3 separate regions of the Homo sapiens genome follow, and all the other regions are linked to region 3. The links are chromatin loops, found by intact Hi-C in ENCODE. Cell type or tissue: CD4-positive, alpha-beta T cell. All regions are shown on one strand.

The links. A loop is a pair of places that touch in the nucleus more often than their neighbours do. Peaks named below come from ENCODE experiments on the same cell type or tissue, not always from the same donor. Only the 100,000 strongest peaks of a DNase experiment are listed, where the experiment ranks them.
Region 1: a loop joins it to region 3, with 7 times the contacts of the local background. A loop is called at or near these places in 3 of 110 quality-filtered maps.
Region 2: it touches region 3 in a loop (2.9-fold over the local background); 39 of 110 quality-filtered maps call a loop at or near these places.

The regions. Positions count from the first base shown.
Region 1 is chr3:17,640,563-17,648,562 of GRCh38, reverse strand. All of the region lies in intron 1 of TBC1D5 (TBC1 domain family member 5), which reads left to right. Among named protein-coding and RNA genes, the nearest start is that of TBC1D5, 98 kb to the left of the region's middle. In CD4-positive, alpha-beta T cell, a CTCF peak has its summit at 3,296 (motif pointing left); a DNase peak (open chromatin) is centred at 3,282.
Region 2 is chr3:18,554,945-18,562,944 of GRCh38, reverse strand. No RefSeq gene overlaps it. Among named protein-coding and RNA genes, the nearest start is that of SATB1-AS1, 110 kb to the right of the region's middle. In CD4-positive, alpha-beta T cell, CTCF peaks have their summits at 3,157 and 3,365 (motif pointing left); DNase peaks (open chromatin) are centred at 3,374 and 6,204.
Region 3 is chr3:18,984,992-18,992,991 of GRCh38, reverse strand. The region is part of intron 1 of LOC107986066 (a long non-coding RNA gene); the gene reads right to left. It overlaps LOC105376978 (a long non-coding RNA gene), which reads left to right and starts at 3,000. Exons shown (of 4, transcript XR_001740610.2): 1 at 3,000-3,081; 2 at 7,685-7,784. In CD4-positive, alpha-beta T cell, CTCF peaks have their summits at 3,986 and 4,186 (motif pointing right); a DNase peak (open chromatin) is centred at 4,181; H3K4me3 peaks cover 759 bases; H3K27me3 peaks cover 252 bases.

The sequences.
Region 1 (8,000 bases), 1.3 Mb after region 3:
ATTTTCTTCCATTCTGTACGTTGTCTATTTACTCTGTTAATAGTTTCTTTTGCTGTGCAGAAGCTTTTAAGTTTAATAAGATCCCACTTGTCAATTTTTGCTTTTGTTACAGTTGCTTTTGGTGTCTTTGTCATGAAATCTTTGCCTGTGCCTATGTCCTGAATGGTACTGCCTAGGTTGTCTTTTAAGATTTTTATAGTTTGGGGTTTTACATTTTAAGTCTTTAATCCACCTTGAGTTGATTTTTGTGTATGGAGTAAGGAAGGGGTCCAGTTTCAATCATCTATATATGGCTAGTCATCCCAGCACCATTTATTGAATAGAGAGTCTTTTACCCATTGCTTGTTTTTATCTGCTGTTTTGAAGATCAGATGGTCATAGATGTGCGGCCCTATTTCTTGGCTCTCTATTCTGTTCCATTGGTCTGCGTGCCTGTTTTTGTACCCGTACCATGCTGTTTTGGTTACTGTTGCCTTGTATAGTTTGATGTTGGGTAATGAGATGCTTCCAGCATTGTTCTTTTTGCCTAGGATTGCCTTGGCTATTCGGTGTCTTTTTTAGTTTCATACGAATTTTAAAATATTTTCTTCTATTTCTGTGAAGAATGTTGTTGGTAGTGTGATAGAAATAGCATTGAATCTGTATATTCTACTCCATTTCAAGACACCATTGTCACCTGGACTTTGCAGAATCCTCTTAGCTATCTCCCTTTGGACTAGCTTCCTTACTCCACAGATTTGTTCTTTACCTAGGATCAAAGTCATTCTTTTGTAATGATTATCAGATCAGGCTACTAAGAAGTTCAACTGTTGTCCTTATTTTGCTCATTATTTTTTAAAAGTTTACGATGGGCTTAAGACAGTATATCATTCGACTCCCCTAAAACCTCATCTGCACTAATTCTGCTCCTTCCCCCTACTGCAGTCACAGTGGCTCAGTGACAGTCTTTCAGTACTGCAAGTCTGCTCCACATCAGGGTCTTTGCACTTGCTCTTCCCTTTGTCTGGAAAACCCTTCCCTCAGTTATCCACAGAAATTTTTCCCCCACTATCTTTAAGTCTTTTCTTAAGTGTCACCTTGTCAGGGAGGTGTTCTCTGAGCACCTTATATAAAATCATAACCTTGCTCCTTTCCCTACGCCAACTTCCCTTATTCCCTGTAGCTTGCTTTACTTTTCTCTGAAGCACTTAATAATTTCTGAGTTTGTGTATATTTATTTTTGTTTGTTTATCAGCTGTTTAACCACTGTCTTTAGAATGTAAGCTTGTAAGCTTCATGAGGGTAGGAACTTTGCTTTGTTTTCTGTGGTTTATCTAGCTTCTGGAACTATACTTGGCACATGATGGATACTCACTGTGTTTATGTGTTAAATGAATGAATGATTAAATAAGGGGAAGAGAGTTACAAGCAGATGTGAAAAGCATTGGTGTGTTTCAGAACCTGAAAATATTTGCCTGTTTATTTGACGTGGGAGCAGTGAGTGATGGTCTCTTTTTTTCTCTTTAGTTTTGGAGTCCAGAACATGTAAAGTTTTTTCACCCATTATAAACAATTTGGACAAAATACTGCATGTTCTACTTAAAATTGGGAGCTAAGCAGTGGGTATGTATGCATGGACATAAAGATGGAAATAAGGGACACTGGGGACTCAAAAAGTGGGAGGGGTTGGAACAGGGGAGGGTTGAGAAATTACCTGTTGGATACAGTGTTCACTATTTGGGTGATGGGTGCACTAGAAGCCCAAACCTGCACATTTACCCATGAATCTAAAATTTAAAAAAAAATCAGACTTTATCCTGAGAGACCATGGATACTACCAACTGTAATCCACTGAAAGTGTGGTCAGATTAGCATTTTAGAAACAGTCCGCTTGCTAAGGGTGAATGAACAAGAGAGAAGCAAGGACATGGGGATTATTTCGTGAACATTAGTCCAGGGGCATGATGGTGATTGCCTGAACCAGATTATTGATGTAAAAATGGAAAGATCGACAGATTAAAGAGATATATAGTATTTAGGGAGCAGGCCTCAGTAATTGAAAGAGGAGCAAGAATGATGCATAGGAATCTGCCATGACAAAATCGGTGGATGGGATGCTATTCAGAGATAAGTAGCGGGCTTGATGATGGTAGAAAATTGAGTCCAAATTCAGTTTATGGTGCTGTTTAGTTTTTTAGGGATGCCATAACAAAGAACCAAAAACTGAGTGGCTAAAAACAAAAGAAATTTATTGTTTCAGTTCTAGAGACTAGAAGTCCAGAAATCAAAGTGTAGGCTAAAGGTTCTAGGGGAGAATCCTTTCTGATTTTTCCAGCTACTGTTGTTTGCTGGCAGTCCTTGGCTTGTGGATGTATTATATTACTTCAGTCACATGGCCATCTTCTTTCTGTGTGTCTCCACCTAATCTTCCCTCTGAGTGTCTGTCTGCATCCAAATTTACCCTTCTTATAAAGACATCAGTCATATTGGGTTTGGGCCCATCCTCATCACTTCAGTTTAATTTGATTACCTCTGTAAAGACCCTATTTCTGAATAAGGTCCCATTCTCTGTGTGACACTAGGGATTAGAACATTGATACATCTTTCATTGATAGATGACAGAATTTTAAGGAGAAACGAATAGGATTTGATGCTTTGAATCAGTATAGAGTAGGAGATCGGGAAGGGGAAAGAGAGACATGAGTTGTCATGTTTTCCTGAGAGAATGCTGGTGCTACTAGAGAAATAGAAAAGTAGGGGGGAAGGGGAAAGAGCTTTGTGACAAGGTGAGGGTGGTGGGAAATAAGTTTCATTGTAAGCATGCTGAATTTGGAGTTGTAGTTGGTAGTAGAATTGGTTCATGGTCTAGTCAGAATTCAAGAAAGAGATTTGTACCTAGATTATAGCTTTTATGAGAATGTTTAGGTTCTGTGAGGGAGAGGATACAAAGAGGAAACCTAAGCCTAGAAAGGAAACTAAAGAGAGAGTGTTACTTTGTTGAAATGGATGCTTTCATCCATTGTAGAAAAACAGTTTCATGCACCCATCTATTCCTTTACTCTAAATGTCAATTCTAGTAATGTCTGGATAGTGGATTTAGTTGCCGAAGTGGTCGCTGCATGAACAGAAGTAGAGTTACCAGTTCCTGACAGCTGCGAGTCAGCCTCTGGGCATCTTGCTAAATTTTCAAGTATAATTATACAGTAGACTTCCTTTAACAAATTCCGTGTTCCCAGCTATAATTATAACTGCTTTTCTTGCCTATAGCCTGTTCTTTGTCTTACTACTCTCCTCTGTATCTCCCCCTGCTGGTTAGACTTTTCCTCTGGTCATTTGGGATCTGAGAAAATAGGAAGCTGTTTTTCCTAAGCATTGCATAACCAATTTCTTTCTTCTCACTCTACTCCAATAGACATTTCAGTAATAAGCAATGTTTTAAAGCATAGGCTAGCAGTATTCTATATTATATTTATATTTATCTTCAGAGAATATGCAGATACAAATTAGGTACCTTGTAAGCTTTCTAAGCAACTGTCAGAAAATGACTACCACAACTTCCCCAGTGACCCCGTTTAATAGTTAAGACTCTTAAATAAAATCTTGCTCATGGCCATGCTTTAGACCAAGAGTGTTTTGTTTTGTTTTGTTTTGTTTTGAATAAATTAAAATTTTCACCCAAAAATGAAGTCATCATAAATCCTGCAACCATAATCTTGCACTAGTTTCCAGGACTAATCATGACAGTAATTTGTAAGATCAGAATTATGAGTGGGATTTCCTGTTTTCTCGTGTATTTTTGTCTCCCAAATATCCATTATGAAAATAAATCACTTTTAAAAATGACTTGATGTCCTTTACAAAAATATTGTAGTTTTCGGATGATAAAGTTTAGGAATATATTTCCACATCACTTAGATTAGATTCTGAGTCATTTTAATATCTTTCTTAAGAAGTAATTAAAATGTGTAGTTTTTTGAATGTGCAGAAGGAAACTTCAACTTTTGTAGCCTGCAGTGGAAGTAGTCTAGAAGAAATTATGGATTGTTGTCAGTACTTACTCATTAATATTTGTTATGTGCCAGGCACTGTGCTAGTTGCTAGTTTACTGTGATTTTAGTTTGAAGAATGATATTAGATTAAGTAGGTTTTACTTATAATAGTTGAAATATACTTGGGAATAAATAGTGTATCAAGATTGCCTATTAAAATAATTCCGTGTATTCTGGGTGACGTTAAGTGCTATGAAGTAGGACTTCTCTTACATAGTAATTGGTTGACATTCTTTGACCTCAGTGTAAGACTGAAGTATTTAATCAACAAACACAGAGGATAAAGTTTTGATAAATAAACCACTTTCTTTAAACCTTTAGAAATAAACTTGAAGTCTTTTGGCATTAGATTGATGGGCTTTCCTTTTGTGAAAGAGTAAGTGAATAATTTAAGCTTATAATTCATGTTTGCAGGTCCTCATCCTGTCATAGGAATAATAGTCTTGAAAATTGGAGCTCTGGAATTCACCATTCTGAGAGATATCTCCTTACTGGTATAATTTTATGCTTATGTGGCAAGGTTTCAGGTTGAGGAATGAGATCAGATTTGCAGGGGCAGAATATTTGCTATCCTCGTTGTTTTGGTTCCTGAGGAATGCTTACCCCTTAGCCTCAAATGTGCTGTGGTATTAGCTACTTTAAAATAGATTGCTCAAGACTCTTTATTTGGAAAACCTTAAATATGCATCGTGATGCATTACTTGCAATAAAAAATGAGGCTACAATTATATAAAACAAAACAGTACAGCTGCTGACAGATGTCATTAGCGACTTACTCAAACACAGATCCTTCCAAAAGGAACTGCTAGACATCGGATTCAGGGAGTTAAGGTCATTATGACTGAATATGAAATACTGTTGTCCACTACATTTATTGTTGGCTTTTTGCATTTAACTTTTTGATAATTTTTTGGAGACCTTGACATTTGATACAGTTTAAAAACCATTCTTTTAAATTACAATTAATAAATGTATAAAGAATGAGGAAAATAGAAAATCACCATGAGGCAAACACCACCGTAATAATTGTTGCAGGCAAGACTCATTAATGGATAGCAAAAGTAAGGGTGAACATTTAAGGAGAAATAGAATATTTGTATAGGTCTAAAAAGTATATTCATGAGATGTTTAATAATTACAAAGAGAAAAATAGTAACTTTATGGAGGAGACAGCTGATAGACACTAAGTGATGAAGGTTAGCATCAACAGTAATAAGATATATTAACATCTGATATAATACGATACACCAAAGAGGGCACATCACTTATATGATATTCTTGCCAAAAATATATAAGCTCAGTTTCATCATGAGAAGACGTTAGACAAACTCAAAATTGAGACACATTCTACAAAATAACGGACTAGCACTCTTAAAAAATATTACAGTCATGAAAGAGAAGGAATTCCCACAGATTGGGGGAGGCTAAGGACACATGACAACTAAAGGTAATGTGGAATCCTGGATAGGATTCTGGAATCAAAAAAAGTCATTAGTGGCGTAACTGACGAAATTTGAGTAAGACCCACAGTTTAGTTAATAGTTTGAACCAATGTTAATTTTATGATTTTAATAACTGTAATATAGCTATGTATGGTGTTTTCATTAGAAAAACCTAATTGAAGGTTATGTGGGAATTCGGTGCTATTTGGGCAACCTTTCTATAAGTATAAAATTATTTCAAAATAAAAAGTTAAAAAGTCCCTTTTGGAAATTTGATGTAGTACGTTCTTACTTACCCTGTGAGACTGTGAAAGTGCTCTTCTATTATAATGAAATGTCTTAGTTTTAGTAATGAAATGTCTTGGGTTTTATCTTGGGCAGAGTTCCAGGATAGACTCAGCACTTGTTGCTGACCACAATTTGTTGTCTCATTTCTCCTAATCATCCTTTGATAACAATTGTAGAGATACCTGAGTTGTGTAATTTCTAAAGAGATGTTAATTGGCCTCCACTGTAGTTAGTTGACGAGTATGTGGAAGAATTTGAAGATTAGAAATATGGTAGATGACCTTCAAATCAAAAGTGAGTGAATAGTAGGTATCGGGGGTATTTGGATTCTAGTTCTGACGGATACTGACTCTGGGATCTTGAGCAAATCAATTTGTCTTTCTCAATCTCCTTTTTCATCTATAAAATATCGATGATAGGAATAACTCTACCTTATATGGTTTGTAAAGATCACATCAACTAAACATGATAATATATATGGTTATATATAGAGAGCACGTTGCCTAACTGCAGATTGCTTCCACTTCAGTCCACTGTGAATGGTGCCTCCTGGAGGTGTGCCAAGTACTGTGCCCAGAACACAATGGTCACCCTCAGTTAATTGACTCTGATTAAATGAGAAAATACCTTTGGAAGGATGTTGTGAGTTGAAATACTAGAAAAATAAAAGTATAAAAAATTTTAAATGTTATAAGATTATTAACCAAATTGATGTAGTTTTATAGGATTTTCATAGCATAAACCCAAAACCTATACAAACTAACCAATTTAGGTCTTACTCAATAATTAATAGTACCTGTTTTTGAATCAATAAAAGAGCAATACTATCTAATACTGTTTGTAAGCAACAGATTGGGGGCTATTTTAAAACATTGCATTTTATTCTTTTTTGTGTAGGGGAAAAAAGTCATTAGTCTGCATTTATAATCAGGACTAGCTTCCTGTAAAATTATTTAACTTTTTATTTATAGAATTTGAAATTTACAATTCTAAATACAGCAATAGTAAGGCACTGCATTTTTGCAGGAAACAAAAAGCACAATTAACATAAAGTTAGAACCAGCCACAAATAAAATATTCCAGCAAACTGTGTAAGAAAAAAAATGCTCTGGGAAGCAAATGCCGAGAAATGTTACATAGGTGGCCTTATTACATTGGAAAGAAAAGAATGTAGAAGATTAGTAGCAGTAGTAGTAGGAGGAGGAATAGGAGGAGGAAGGTGCGTAGCAAATGATAGTGAATAAGCTCTAAGTGTTAGTTACTTTTCTAAGCACTTTATGCAAATCATATTAATCATATTATTTAATCCTCCCAATACCTTATGAGTTAGGTCCCCACTTTATATATGACATAGCTGAGGCTCAGAGAGGTTAAGTAATTTTTTTTCCCAAAATCTTGCAGCCAAGATTCAAAGGCAGGATGTTTGGCTCTAGAACTCATGCTGGTAACCACTATGCACACTCCCTCCATGAAACCAATAGCCACCATCTATTGATGTACAGAATGTAGTTTGTGTATTTTTTGTGTGTGAATAATTTTGTTAATGGTACCATGGGATTTTCCTGGATCAAGGGCATGATTTAAGTAAGCAATGGACTAATTCATAGGACCCCTGGTGTCCTAATAAATCAAAACCCACTCAAGAATACCTCAGCAGTAAGCACATTAACTGTCTTCCTAGATGGATTGTTTTAAAAATTTTCCATATCTGCATAAAGTATATTACGTACGATAATTTCACTTAATTGTTCTAACTTTTAATAACTGTCAAGTAGTAGATGAAAGGAAAGCAGAAAAATGGTAAAGTGTGGGTGTGGAATTACTTCACTTTTTTTTTTTTTAAGGCTGAGATTGATTTAGAATTTTTGTATTTCCTGGAAGAATATCCTGTGGCTAGTAGGAATATTTGATTTCTTTAATAGATTCTCACATAGTAGGGCCTAATATCTAGCTGATTGAATTAGTATTATTCTAGGTATAGAAATAATGAAACTCCATAGTTTGTTCTTTATGAAAATATTTTATTTCAAGTTATTTCTTTTCTGCTTGACAAAAGGGCATTGCATTTTTGCTTTAAAGAGAGGCTTGTGATGTTTTGTTTCATTTTTTTCTAGCTTGGACTGTGGCAGAATCAAATGAGTAGTAGTCTTTGATGACTAACACTTGTTCATTTGTTTCCACTGCAGAAATCTTTAAAAAGGTATAATGACTAAATTAGTTTATTCTTAGACATTATGTTTTC
Region 2 (8,000 bases), 430 kb after region 3:
ACTCATTGTATGTATCTAACCTCTCTCTGAAAGAAGAGGACATTTCTGAAAAGCCCCTTTTCGGTTTACTAAAAGTTTAGGAAGTTCTTACTGTAACCCTGTACCAGAAAACCTTCCTCAGTAGCACTACTTCTACTAGAATAAGTATGTTTTGCAGAAACATCTTTGAAGAGTGCTTGTGTTCTATGTAGAGCCATTATTTTTCAATATGGAAGCTCAAAAAACTAACTAGCTTGTGCCCCTCTGTATCCCCTAAAATCATTTCCTCTCAAGTTTCCAGAATCACTTGAAGAGGAGTATTCACTTTGTGAACCTTTCTTCCTTTATAACAATTTGACCTGTATGCCTCAGTCAAGAGTAGAGTTGTAAAATGTGGCTAAACAAGGCACTTGAGGAAACAAATTCAGGGTCAGTGTTCAAGTCAGCCTGGCAAAGAAAATAATTCACTGAATGAAGTCACCAGGTAATGAGTAGGTTAGAGGCAATTGAATTTCATCTCTGGAGGTCTTAAACTCTTGGGAGGGCTAGGGAAGGAAAACAGACTTGTTGATCCAACAGGCTCTTTAAATCTCTCATGCCTCAAGAGTGAAAATGTCCAAAACTGGCCATTGAGATAAGATGAGGCAGCTTTAAAACAGGCAGTGACAGTTTCCCCTAATCTAATTTTCCATCAAAAACCTGAAACAAAGAAAATGCAGAAACCATCATCCAGATCCTAAAGACCGGGAAGTAGCTAATGGAGCCATATATTCATCATATTGATTGGCCCATTGATTTTTTCCCCCTTCTTAAGCGCCTGTTTCTTGGTCCTGTGCCAGAGAAGCTTTAAAGAGCTTAAACAAAACTTATACCAAATCTTGCCAATGGCTGCCAGGGAACCTGCAAACTAACTTTCTCTGTTGTCACAAGTATAGTTGCACAGTTGAATCCTGCCAGAAGAAAATGCCGAGTTTTGTATGCAAAAACCTGCTAATCCTATCTAATTAAGAACCCAAATTGAGAAGGGAAGAAAAAAAAAGCCTAAGTAGTGAGCCTGTAATAGTTGAGTCAAGAAGGCATGAAGAAAAAGACATTTGCTCAGGTACCCCAGCTAATAAAGATTGAGGGAATGTGATCTCAGAATCAGAAATATGAATGGAGCATATTCATTTTCCCTGGACCAATCACAGAATTTTAGGTCCTATCAATTCCTTAATCCATTGGTTTCCAGATTCAACAGAGTTTAAGAATTATCTGAGGCACTGTTTAAAATGCAGATTCCTGGATCTACCTTCAGAGAGGAGCCTAATTCAACAGGGAGCAGGACTTTGGAACCTCTCCTCTGACAAGCAGATTCATAGGAAAAGGGGGTCTTTGGATCAAACTTGGAGAAACACTACAAGTGGGTTTACAGAAAAGTTTTATCTGGGGACCACTGCAGATTAACTGGAAAGGTATACAATGGAAGTTGTTAGATATTTGGATGATTGATAATTATCCCTTGATTCTTTGTTGTCCATTTATTCTTCTACACAAGTAATCTAGAAAGCCTCTTGCCAATTTTGGAATAAAAGAGATACACAAAAACTGGTGTTAGTTAAAAAACCTTTCATTGCAAGTAGCAGAAACTGACTAAATGCAAGAAAATTAACAAAATTTTTTTATGAGGCTACAGTGATGATATCCCATAGAGTTCTGCAGCCTTACAAAGACACAGAGAAGGGGAATTAGAAACTCATCACAACACTCCACCTCTCTCATCACTGCACTCCTCATGATCTCTCTTGTTATCTCTCTCTCTCTCTGTCTCTCTCTCTTCAGAACTTCTCTCCCTGCTTCTCAGTTTACAAGGCAGGAAATGGCTGTCCCAACTACCACCCCCCAACCAGCTAACACATACAAGTTCCACACACTGAGACTAAACTCCAATTCTGTCTTGGGTTGGTTGCTACCTATGATACAATCAATATGGATACATATAGGTCATCTAGAAGTCAGGGCCCATAGGAAGGATAGAAGGTAATTCTGTGTGGGGACAGTTATGAATTTAAAGTTTCAATCATATGCTTTCTAAGGTCTCCTTCTATCTCAAATCTTCTCTTCCTGATCAGAGATGTCTCACAACAAATCACGTAAAATGTAGCCTTATAGCAAGGAACTATAATGGTCCATATCTTGTTCTTTCTTAGAAGGAGAATAAAATAGTTGGACAGGATCTGGTCTCAGCACAGGGTCAGCCCAAGTCATGATTATCAAATGGATGAAAAGTATCTGATTCTCCTTAACTTCTTTCCAAGCCCTTACATCCCAGCTGGATCTATGTGCTTACCCCCATTCTTTTCAAAGAGTAGGGTTTCTATTATTAGTCATTTGTAGCCAGTATGTATGGGCTAAGTTGATCTGTCCCTGTTCCATGGGAAAAGATGACCACATTAAGCCTAAAGACACCCATTTGAATGACAGAACATTAATTTCATCTACCCTAAAGGGATCTCCCTTTCCTGAGGCATTGGATATGTGAGTTATTTCTTGTGCTAGGACTTTGGTAACTCACATTTGAACAGTAAAGCAAATAAAAATGGACAAAGTATGATCAGGAGTCCTGATCTCAAAGGCAGACATATTCTCAGATATACTTTTTGGTACTTTATGACCTATATGCCACTATCAGGAGATTTTTCTGTTTTTAAATATTTAAAAGGGGTGAAAAAGTTCATTTCTGCTTTAGCGACAGGCAAACCCCATGGTACCCTTCCACAGTCTGAACAGAATTTTCTTTCTGAAAAGATTCGTCTTCCAAAGGTTGAAGGTGGAAGTATAAGGGGTTGAGGGTGGGGGTGAGCTTGATCACAACCTAGTAAACCTTGACCTTCCTTACAAATTCTGTCATCTATTGCTCAAGGAGCTTCTCATCTGCCCAGGTGTTCTCTACGAGCAGCCAGTTTTGGCAGGGGAGAGGGGTGTGTGATGTGGGGTGTGTGTGTGTGTGTGTGTGTGTGTCTGTGTGATGTTTTTTGATTAAGCTACAAACTTCTCTGCTGGAAATTGTATAAGCTCTTCCTGGATTTGTTTTGTGCACTTGAAGAAATAATTACCAACGAGCATCTGGTCTCTTGAAGCTAAAGGTGGTTACAAAGACTCCCATTGGAAATCTGAGGTCAGTTTCAAATGAGTCTCCTTTTGAGTCCAGTAAGTACAACTTTAAGCTTTCAGCCGAGGTGTGGCTCTTTGTTCTTTAAGACAGGGATGAGTTAGTGCTAGTGAAAGTCAATCGGGCAGATAAGCTAGTGCCAGTGAAATCCAATAGGACAGGAAACAGCAATTTGTTCCCGCACCTTTTCTACCCTCTGGGAATTCACACTGAGAAGGGAGGTCACTCTACACTGAGCCACCTTGTGGCATGTGTGGAGAACAACAGCCAGAGGCAAAAGCCATTTTATTCTTGGCTGACAAAAAACAGTATTTTAAGGACACTCTCGAAGGGTGTGGTGGTGATTCTGTGAGACACCTCAAGAGAATAAGCAATTGTACAGCACAACTTGCTTCTGCTACTCCGTTTGTCTTCTATAACTGAACTCTTCAGAGAGATATTATTGTAGTGATTAAGAGAGAAAGCTTTGGAGAGCAACAGAAATGAGTCAAATCCTGACTAGTCAAATCCTGACTCTCCTTCTATCATATAAATGTAGCCTTATACTGGATACATAACCTTAAAGAAATTATTCAGCCTCTTGAGTCTCTGAAAAATGAAAATGGTAATGGTACCCAACTCCTAGGTTTGTTGTGAGAACTAAATGAGATAATGTATAAGAAGAAATTGGCATAATGTCTGGCACGAAGAATGGACTCAAAAAAATTTTTAAGTAGGTAACAAGTAAACATTGTTGTCAAACTTTGGGGATTTCTTACAATTTATTCTTTGAAGTTAGAGTCATGCTTTTTTGTATGGTTAAGGAGCTGATGGTATATTGTCTTTCAAGAAAAGGGACAGAATCCTTTTTAAAATGCTATTAAGTTAGTGTACTAGTTGTATGATTGTTAACTTAGTCGAGTAGAAGCTATTTCTAGCTTCTCACCATTTATGAAGATGATGCCCTCCTTGTGTCAAGGTAGGCTTCGAAAACTTCCCTTTTTCTTTGTCTTCACTCGGCCATTTTTGGCCAAGCTAGGTATAAAGCATTAGGAAATGTTAGCCAGAGAAAACAGATCTGTTGACCAGTTTCAGGCACCTAACGCCATGTCCATTCAGATGAACATTGTTAGTCACTCCAGATCACACAGAATGACTGCATGTAAAGCCCACCTAACCCACAACTACTGAGTCAAATATTCCTTTCCCATTTCCTGTCTTGCTTATTTCTCTTTATTTTAACTGTGAGTGAGTAATTTTAAAGTACTGATCTTCTGGATATATCTGAAAACTTTGACCCTACCACAAACCCTTTGACTCTACAATGGACAATCTGTTGAAGAAAAAAAAATACAATGGACAATCTGTTGAAGAAAAAAAAAGTTAGAGAAAAATATTATCCAAACGCAGTAATTGGCTTCAATACTGAGTGATTCCCCCACCACTCTCTGGGCAGTATCTCAATTACAAAAGTTAAGTAAACAGAATTATGTAGGTGAGGGGGCTGAAATCTCACGTCATTATTGGAAGTCATCAGATACTCAAGGAGATACTTCTCAACATACTTATCCAGTTAACTCACTGAAAAAAGATCTTAGGAAGATAGATTCAGTCATTATAATAGCCAAAGTCTCAGGTAATGGGGTAAGGTTACTTCTTTTCTTATCCACTTAGAATATAATTCAGATGGCATAGAAACCAGAGTCAAGGAATAAAATGAATAACCCAGTGTAGGGACCTCAATATTTCAAGTCTTAATGACAGAACATGTTATTTTGCCCTCTTCCTACAAAATATTCCCTCTTATTTCAATATAATATAGGTACTAGGAGTGAGGGAGAAGGTCAGTTGGTTTTCCATCTCTGTTAAGGTGCTCAGTGTATTTTGTTAATTGTATTTAATCTTGAGAGATACTACATGAATGGGAATTATGCTTAATATCATAGTAGTTTACCATTGTGTAGTACTTCACAGTTGAAAAATCTTTTTTAAGTGGGTTGCTTGGTTTGATCTTCACAACAATAAAATGTGTTTCATAAGTTCTTATTAGAATTTGCACTTGATAAATGAGATTCCAAAAGATTAAGTGACTTGTTCAAGTATACTCTGCTAGTAAATGTTCATACTTGATAAGTTTGTGGTGTTAGGGGCTTAAATGTAATGCCAAGGAAATTTATGGAACTTCCTTTCCTGAAAATCTCTTTAGAAACCAACAGTTCTCTTCTAACCCAAGGATTTAAGTGTTTTTATATGTGGTCCTGACTAAAGGCAAGCAAAGAGACCAGAAGGCCTCATAAGTATTCTGCTAGCCTTGTAATTGGGACCATTTCTTTCTCTCTAAATGGAAGCACAGTGATGATAATAATTAAGCTTTAGGCTTTCATATTTCCTTTTATCTGAGTTCTTCAGCCGGACAGGAAGGACCCACCCGCTCTGCATGATATGGCTCTTTTCAAACTCGTCCATGTTCATTAACCATCTAGACTTCCATTAACCATCTAGACTTTGTTTTTTGGTAATAGCAAACAACTTATGGAAACCTCAGGAATTTGAACCCCAAATGTGTGGTCAAATCTACTTTTTACAGAGGAAGGTATCATAGCTTTACAAAACTTTCTGAATAAATAAAGTTTGTGCTCTTATACATAATAATGAAGTTAAGGAACCATCAAAATAACTAGTCAGCAACATCTGCAAGTTTAGTGGGAAGAGTCTGAAGGCAGAGTGCAGATAGAAATGTGAACACTTCACTCTATCCCTCCTCCTCCCAGCATTCCACCTGCAATAGACTGTATTCATATCTCCCAGAGGAAATATGCTATTACTGATAATATGATCACTGAAACACTGGGAGTGGTTGGATACAGAGCTCTGGCAGTGGGTTAATAAAAGGCCTAATGAAGAACAAAAAATTCTGCCAGTCGCTGTAAAAAAATATTGCCCTCGGGAAATTATAAATCAGACACCATGGTGTGAAGTTAAATATATATACCTACACACACACACACACACACACACACAGCATTGCCTTGCTGATAAATGCTGGAGTGGGCAGACTGGTGACGAAACACATAAGTCACTGGGTGCCCTTGAAGTTTCAGTCCACCTCAGCATGATGCAGTTAAACGCCTCAGCTGTGCAAAGCCAAAACCACATTTGCTCAGCCTTGTCAGATCACACTGCACTGTGTGGTAGAAACAGGATGACTGATCCACAAATTAGTTGTACTTCCCAGAGTCTTACTTGCCTTTTCCCTTTTTATTTTTACCTTTTTTTATTTGTTTACTTGCTCAATTTTACAGCACTAATCTCAATAGACTCTCAAATACTGCTTCTGGATGCAGACCTGTATTTAGGGTTTTCTTAATGTATCCACATTGAACTTGTCTGGTGGGCAGCCTCAACAATTCCATCCACCAACATAGGAAATGTGATGAACAAAGCAGGCCAAAGGCCCTGACTAACAGTAATACCTTACTTTTTAGCTAAATTACCAGTGGTCTAGGAAAGAAAGAGTTGACCTTTCTAAGACTAGAAACAATCACACACCTTGACACATGAACATGGTGGCTGCCTGATGAATACTTAGGAGCCATGGTTCACCTCCTTGGTTTTCCACCTTCACTGAGTCATTGAGTTCCTGCGGCCTTGCTCATTTAAACCGTTGCTTTCTAACACACCGTTTTTTCCCCAGAGGGTACTTCTGCCAGCTTTTCAACTGGTTGATTGTGTACCAACTGTTGACTTTACAAGTGAGATAGGCATGGCCCCAGGGGATTTGGAGGAAAGATGGCCAAGGAGTACAGTGAGGTCAATGTCAAGGAGAACCCCTCCACCCCAACCAATGAAGCCTCCTTCACATGTTATCTGCTGAAGCTGATATCTTTCAATGTAAGCTTGAAAGAAATGAGGAGGGCTGAAATGTTTCGGGGACTCCTCTTCAGTGTTAGGGTGTGGGAATAAACTGGGATATCTAGGGAATTCCTTTCCATTTTCAGGGATCTTAAAAAGGCAATTCCAGAAATGTTGGGAAGGTCCATTAGAAAACCATCAGATTCCTTAAATAAATTGAACCACAAACCTCCAATAGATAGAACAATGAAACATCTCTACTTCTAATAAGCATCTGGACATTTATCTTAAATTCTCTTCCCTGAGATTTACATTTTCCTGGAAATCTATGAAATATTATCATAGTTACCACCACCCTGGTTTCAAAGGGTCCATTATATTTGTATTTCTTTTTTTACTGAGGTGATGAAAGAATATGTAAACCAAACTTTACCAAGGATTCAGGGATGAGAAAAAATTAGAAAAATAGACAATAAAAATAATACACAGTTTGCGAATATGAATCACACATGGCAGCTTTGTAAAGCTGTCTGATGGAGCATTGATTCCCATATGGCAGAGCAAATCCCTGATGGACTTTTCATTGGTGCACACTGCAGCAAAATGGAAAAAAAAGATACGGTGAGATTTTCATACTCAATTATAACATATATTGTAAATTATACTTATTTATTCTAAGATTATATCCTCACTTTTATTATCATAAATACTCCTCTCTTTTAATAGTAGATAATGTTTTCTCTTTTGATATCTTTATTTGGTAAAATACAAAGTTAGTCATTCTGTGTTACTCTTCCACTTTTAAAATTTTACTCATCCCAGAAATCCAAAAGTCTGGGAACCACCACAACAAACTGGTGAAGCGCTTCCTATTTCCATTCTGCCTTAACCTTTCCTCCAGAGGCTACCTTTCCTCTGTCACTATGGAGTCCATGACCTCAAGCATATCCAGAGTTCTTAAAGTACTAGCCCAAAACAACAAAGTTTCCCTTCAAAAGTATAGGAGTTCCCTTTAACTCTAACATCAAACTATCAAGTT
Region 3 (8,000 bases):
ATTCTGAATGCGGTTGCACATGTGCAGCAACAGCACTGAAGGCCAACACACTATTACTGTGCATCCAGGCCTCTCTCTCACAGTCTGTGGGTCAACAACATTCTTCTTTGCTTGCTAATGCTTTATTGTCTCTTAGTATACATTGGAATAATAATGGTAATTTATGCAGATATTTTGTATGCATAGCAAATAATGAGAAACACCTGCAGAAATTTCCCTCCTTCTCTGAGTTCAGCAACTAATTATATTTTTAAATAATGGCTACCATTGAACACAATTATCCAAATCACTTTAAGTAATGGAATCTTTTTAAGGTGTTTTTGAAAATTTTAGCACAGTTTTTAAACACTCATTTTTATCTAGATGATGGGAGAAAAAAAAGGCTAGTGGGCGGCTTACTCACCCAAAAAGCAGTTTCTGCCAAGAGTAGATCAGTCCGGAATATTCCTCTGGGCCCAGTCTTTGCTCCAGAGGTTATGACCAGCTGATGAAAACCAGGTTTTCCAAAGAGCTTACCTTCTTGATTTTGGTGCCTCGCTCTTCTTCCCTTTCTTCCTTTCTTAATGTAATATAAAAATAATTAGATTGCCTCTAAAAATTCTCTGTTTTAAAAGCACAAATTGCCACATGATTTTCCCTTCTGTCAATTTAATAGTTTGAGTGGGAAAAGCACTGGCTGGCAAGTCAGAAGACCTAGATGTTTTGTCTTCCTAGGTCTCAATTTCCTGTTCCATACATTTGGAAAGCTGAGACAGATAAATTCCTAACACCTTTCTAATGCTAAAATCTGCAACCCCATGACAGCCACAGATCTTTGTATCATAGCACACCAGGAATCAGGTTTAGCAAAGAGAATCTGAAAAATAAAAGTGGTTAACCAAGAGCAAGGCCAATAAAAAATACATATTTTCCTCTCCATATTGAAACTTCAGGTTGTGTTCTTAATTAGAGCAAAGTTCCAGTAACTTGATGTATATATGTGTAATGTGTGTGTGCATATTTACATATGTGTGTACATATCTGGGGATTGGAAGTTAAACCCTCAATACACACACACACACATACACACATACACACATATATATAAATACACATATGTAAATAGAGAGAACAATTTGGAGAATTTACATCTTCCTTTTAGGCACTGTGCCATTGCCAGCATGATGATCAATTTCCCTTCCTAACATTCCTAACCCCCCTTCTATGTGCCTACCAGGAGTTATTGCTCCGTGGAAGGAAAAACCAGCTCGTGCATAAATCATATATTTTTCTGTCAGATTTGGGTTCATTTGGTCAACTGGCATTTATGGAGTGCTCCTTAAAAAATGAATAAGTAGTAAGAATTCCTGACCTCATGGAGTTTACAATCTGGAGATGGAGGTAAGTGTAGTATCAATAAAATTCAAAATAAAACAGATGAAAATAAAATAATGAATAGGAGCTTAGATGAAACAACTGTTCATTTTTACATGGGAAATCAAGAAGAATCTCTTGAAAGAGGTAAATTTGACCAGGACTCTAAAGAACAACAAATAGTGAGCTTGTGCATTCCAGATTTTGGTCTATAGACTAGCACTACTGTATATTGAAGTTTAGCTGATCTAATTGATAAAAGCATAAAGAAGAAAAAGAAGAAAAATGAGATAAATGTGATGATTTTTAAAAACTAAATATAGCTAATGGAAAAGGATGTCTTTTTTTTTTCTTTCTGAGATTATGTTCTACCTGTTCTTTTTTTGCTAAAGTCTCTTTATTAAACAATGGTCAGAATATAAGGTAATCCTCAGGATTTCTTTCACCTTTTTTTGGCAAAATATTAATAAAAAGCTGGCAAATAAGTGTCAGTCTCAAAGCCTGAATATTTGGTTGACATTTTACTGGATCATTAAATTCTGGTTTCCTCTGTGTTACAGTTCCCCTATTTCCTTCTTTGTTTTGCTAACTTCCAAGTGCCTCTGTGATTTCCTAAGAGAATGAAGGAGGAAGGTAAGGAGCCAATTGGCTTTTTAGGTTTTATTTTTCCTGTGCAAGTGAATTACATTGATAATCTCATCAAGAAAGAGAGAAACAGACAAACAGAGAGGGAGAGAGACAGAAGCAGAGACAAAAAGTGAGCAAATGCAAGGAGCAATTAACAGTTTGATGGTACAGATCATATAAAAAAACGAGTTGATGGACATTTTTAATACCCACAAGAGGGTAATCAATCACTACACATTTGTGGAGGAACATCTCCTGGTCATTGTTTCATTTAATCATGTCTTTTTTTTTTTTTTTTTGAGATAGAGCTGAAGTGCAGTGGTATGATCTTGGCTCACTGCAACCTCCGCCTCCCAGGTTCAAGCGATTCTCATGCCTCAGCACGTGCGCATCACCACGCCTGGCTAATTTTTGTATCCTTTCTTTCGGTAGAGACGGGGTGTCACCATGTTGTCCAAGCTGGTCTCGAACTCCAGACCTCAGGTGATCCGCCTGCCTAGGCCTCTCAAAGTGCTGGGATTACAGGCGTGAGCCACTACCCCCAGCCTAGTCTTATACATTTTTAATGAACAAAAGAAAGGGAAAAAGTCCAAGGGAAATAATTATAGTGGATTCCGCATTAAATCCACAGGAAGCTTCAGAGCAGACCTGGGTTGAATCTGACAAAAGGAAATGCATGTGCAAAGGTGCCTCCCAAGCCCAGTCGTGGTAGAAAGTGGCATCAGAGAACCAAAATGGGAAATAACTTTGCTTTTTAAGCTCACTATTTTAAGGGGGGAAAAATCATTCTTAATTTTGGAATCTGCTGAAACTTAAGTTGATGCTAGTCCTATTTCCTTAATACATAACCTTCCTCTCTTATGAGAGCTTTTGATGTGACTCATCTTGCAGGTGAATAGTGAAAAATTAACTGCCTGTGTTTTTATTAACAATAGAAAGGTGTGCACTTCTAAACAAAATGGAGGCTCATGAGCAAAACATGCGGAGCTGCCCTGGCAATGAAGTGAAGAGACTTGTAACTTGGTGCCTGAGCCTGTGCTAAATGAGGGAGGGAACGGAAGGAGTTCATTTGGAATCAGAAGACTAAGTGATATGTTGTCGGTAATTATATTATCGCCATACTCTTGCTTCTTGACGACTAGCTCTCTATCACCCTCCTTCGACACACAGAAATCATGTCCGTTTCCATCCCGAACCTCATTTTCCATGTTAAACTTCCAAATAAATAAACTCTGTGGTGAATGAGAAATATTGTGGCTTGAAAATGGCTTGACAAGTACGAATGCTTTCATTCTTTCAAAAGGATCCTTAAAGTAAAATTGAAAGTTGGCATTTTTATTACTCAGAATTTTGAAGTGTACTGAAACACATCGCATCCGACTTGCGTGGATGGTTGCAATCTTTTGTAGATACAGTCATATGACCTTGGTGCAGATTCTTGTCTCTGTTACTAACGACACTTTACTTTTACATTAAACACAGTCTTAAGAAAAAAAAAATCTACTTAAGGGACATGTCTGTTGCTGTTCTGAACATAGCTTAACACAGACAGAAAGTATTTGTGGGCTGTTTACAGTTGCGGTGTCAGAAGAATGCTCTTTATTTACAGTAATTCGGAGAGTGTAAGATGGTGGCCCCTGGGGAAATCTGACTCAAAATAAATTTCTAAAAGCATATATCAAAGATGCTTGGAAAGATCATCTTAGAGGAGCTGGTTAATTGTAAGATTTTTACCCCCTCTCAGATGATCTTTGAGGATAAAATCTGAAAGGACAAGCATAATCTAGATTTAATTGTACACTTAGGATGTTCCTTTAGGAAATCATTTATATTTTTAATAGTGAAGTTATACATTTATTTCTAAAGCTACAGAGACAGCCTAAACTGCCTTTTTTCCAACATACACTTCAACATATTCAAAAATGTCCCAAAATGTGGACTCTATCCCCTATAGGAGAGTATTTTTCTGATACCACCAGGAAATAAGCATCAGGATGCTTTGCTATTCTTTCACCCCAAACACCAAAACTTACACCTTACTGAAAATAAATCAGAAAGACTTGAGAGTTCTGGGAATGCCTCTAAATACAAGGTGCAAGTAGATTACTACAGTATGCTTGTCAAAATCTGTTTTATAGTCACGAGATTTTTACTTTCCTCCTTTCCTAAATCGCACTATTGAAGCATAGCCACAAGAGGGAACCATTGTTTAAATGTTGGAAGGACTGGGTTGGTTTGAGGCATTCATCCAGCTCAAATCTCTCTTTAATATAAGAACCTGGTCAAAAGGGTTGAACAAAAAAAGTGAAAAAACACATGCAATCATCGATTCGGTTCTTTTAGATAGCTAAACTATTTCTGCTTTTAAACATACAAATAATCAAAGATGTTCCTAGGGCTGTAACCTGGCAACAGAAACCAAAGACCAGAGTCAAACACCTAATAGAAATTCATGTAATAAAGAAAGCACTGGTGAGTTTTTATTTTTCCATTGGTTCTAGCTTGCCTAAGAATGAGGCAAACTTTTTTGATGCAAACAGAAAATATTGAAACATTAGGAAACAAAGACAAATCTAAGCCTTTAAGCTCAAAGTGTTGCCTATCAAATAGCAAATTGTAACAATGATTGGTAACCGGAGAAGGGGAACATATGTTGTAAAGACTTCTTGCTCACTGCGTTGTGAACCAGCACAATTGTGAAATTCAGACTAATGCGATAAAAGACATATAGAATGGCTTCTTTGAGGTTGCACGGCACCAGGCTGGCACAGGTCCAGTTTCTGCACCAACAGAACTGCAAAACAAACTGGAAAATATTTGATGCCAGTAGGGCTTTTATAGGAAAACAGATGACGGCTGAGATTATTAATCCTGACAGTTTCCTGATTTATTAGGACGTGTCATCCTCTCTTTTTGTATAATTTGGCAAATGATCATAGTATTAGACTTAGTGGAGGCAGAGCTAAAGGTTTCCGCCCATCCTTTAACAGTGGCAGCAGGTATAAAGCAATATGGATTGGGTTTAGGCAAGAAGTGGACGAAATGAATTTTCAGTTACATATTGTCATTTGAGGAACACTGAGTGAATTTTCAGTTACATATTGTCATTTGAGGAACACTAAGTTGGTGTTTTTTTTCTTTTTTTTTTAACGACTGTCAACCTAGATACAGCTATGTAACTAAAATGCATTAATTAACTCTGAGAAATATACCTTCTGTTTATTTAATAAATCCAAAGTAAAGGTGACTAAATTTAAAACCCAGGTCTCTAGCAATTAAGAACAAATGTTACTGTTTACCATGCAAGCAATGAGAAACAAAGAAAACAGTCAGAAAATAGTAGTAATCTTTGAAAGCCATTCCTCTAAATTGTTATATGCTACAAAATGAAACACATGGAATTTCTCACTCTGAATCATTCATGCAAAAATCACTAAAACAATCTTGAGTGACTTCATAGTAAATTCAAGAAAGAAAACACTTGATATATTTTATTAGTGATCTCCTTCACAAAGATATTTTTATATTCTATTTTTATAATCCCCTGCATTTAAAATAACTGCAACAGAAATTAAGTCTCAATCAAAGTGTATCACAACTAAAGATATTTCCAATGAAACAATATTATCTCCAATACAGTTTTATCAAACTATAAAAAACTGAACTTAAAATGCTACAATTGAACACTTTTTTTATTAAGAAAAATCATGCCTGCACCTATATTTCAAGACTGACATATTGTGCAATAAACAGCAATCAGTCTAAAGATGCTATATTAAACAAACCAAGTTTTGTTTTGCTAAACTAAGCAAAATTAGTTGAATGCCCTAAGTAATAGTTGCTGGTATTTTTTTCTAAATTATTTCTCCACTTGTTTTTGTGTCTATGCATAAATTAAAAATCTGCTGAAATTTATTATTCATCTGAGATGTAATTAATATGCAAAATTATGCAAATTAAGATGCAATTAGGCTTCAATTCTCTAGTGGAATTTTCCATTATAATTTAATACAAAGTAATAGAGTAATTGGTGTCACGTGTAATTACGGTTACTCACGTGTACTTGCAGACGTGCAAATGATGTGGTATATGTTAGTTATCCTATGCAAATGGATCATGCAATCTCTTAATACTTGGGAATGAAGTAAACAAAGATGGTCTTCAAAAAACGGGTGAGAGGGACCCCTCTTTCTTCTTATGTGCTACCATTTTGAGGAACTATGTGAATAATTGTAACTAATTTCCTTGCAGTTATTTCTAAGAATTTTTAAAGTGGTGTTATGCAGTGCATTGTTTATTACTCTAGAGAAATTATTTCTGGTAAAAAAATGAATCTTTAAACAGAGACCTAATAGTGATTCAGATGCCACATAGGTGCACCCAGGATGACAGCAAGCAAACAAAAACTGTGTCTATCAGGGCAAAGGCTGTTTTTGTATCAGGCTGAAAAGGTCTCTTCTCTAAAAGAAATAACATAGCCAGCTTTGCCAAATAAATCATTTAACAATTTTCTGTTATTTCCTGATTATGAAGTTGACCAATTTGCTTTGCAACCTCTGCAGAAGCCAGACAGTTTGATTTTTAAAACCAAAATTTCTTCCCTCCTAATATGTAAAATTCCAGGAGAATTCAGTGTCATTTCTTTCTGAATGAATAAAGCAATAAGTAAATTGAACTATATAATTCTCTTCGTCAGTAACTCTGCCATTTGGTTCAAGGGACTCATCTGCTAACTACCGTGTTTCTCCTTGTGCCTTTCTAGAGAAATGAAAAGAACGGCTCTCCCATGCGCTTGTCCTGAGCCTGGAGCTGCTGCTTATAATTTCTCCATGAGAAATGATTGCTGCTTGTTTTAAAACACCCATGCTGTGTTGAATCTTGCACAGAAAACATTATGATCTCGACACTTTCCTTCTCATAACTGAAGCACACACTTTAAGACGAGTATTTTATATTCTCAGCTCCAATTAACCTGAAGTGTTTCTCTTCCCTATGTCTCCCCCCACCCCCACACCCTTCACCTGAGTCTATCCTTCTACCCTTTGTAACAGACAGATTTTGTTTTTTCCAGGAGGGGATGTGTGATATACTCTATTATAATTAATAAGTGTGGGCACTGGCAGACAGGAAGGGGCATGATATAAAGTAGTAGATAAGCAGCTTCACGCTTTCTCCACTATATTCCTACTTTCTATCCCTTTTCCTCCACCCACTGTGGATGGTTATTTGAAATAACAGGCATGGATAAGAGAAAAGAAAAGCTACCATTTGTCTCTCAGGCTATACCCTTTTGTAGCCCCACCCATTCATCCATATGTGGCTTTCCCATTCATTCCAGTAATAATACCAATTACTATGCAGGCAGGGCCATTCTTATTCACATTTGCAGCTCACTGTGGACATTTATGCTACACTCTGAGCAACATTCATAACTTCAACAACATCGATTATACAGCTGTTGTACAATCATTGTAAATGAAATATACAATGCCTTATTCAGCTCTCTGAATCATTTGTGATCCTTGGATGTGGGGCAGGAGGGAGGTAGCTTGCTCCCTCTGCCTTACTTTTCTCTGGCACTGACCTCATTTTCTAAGTCCAGATACTTTCAGGAGCTTAGGATAAGAAGAGACCAACAGGCCAATTTGTAAATAAGAACCAAAAAAGCTGAAGCAGTGTTTCTTTTTTTTTTTTTTTCTGACAGGAGGGACTTTGGAATCCAGTTTAATGGAAAAAGGAGGCCCCTGAGTCTTCAGCGTCACAAACAATGACTGTTCCTGGACTTGTGTGACCACACATCCCAGGTCAGACAAATGGACCTTGACGCAAGCTTTCTGAGATCACCCAACCAGAATGTCCAATGCAGGCATATGCTTCTCTCTTTGAGCTATTTTCTCTCTTTCCTCATCAACTTTTCTCCTCTGTTCTCAACAGGTTACATTTATTGGCCAAAACCAATATTACGTATCTGTATTTTCTTCTTTGATGAAATTTTTAAATTTGGTCTGCCTTTTCCAAAC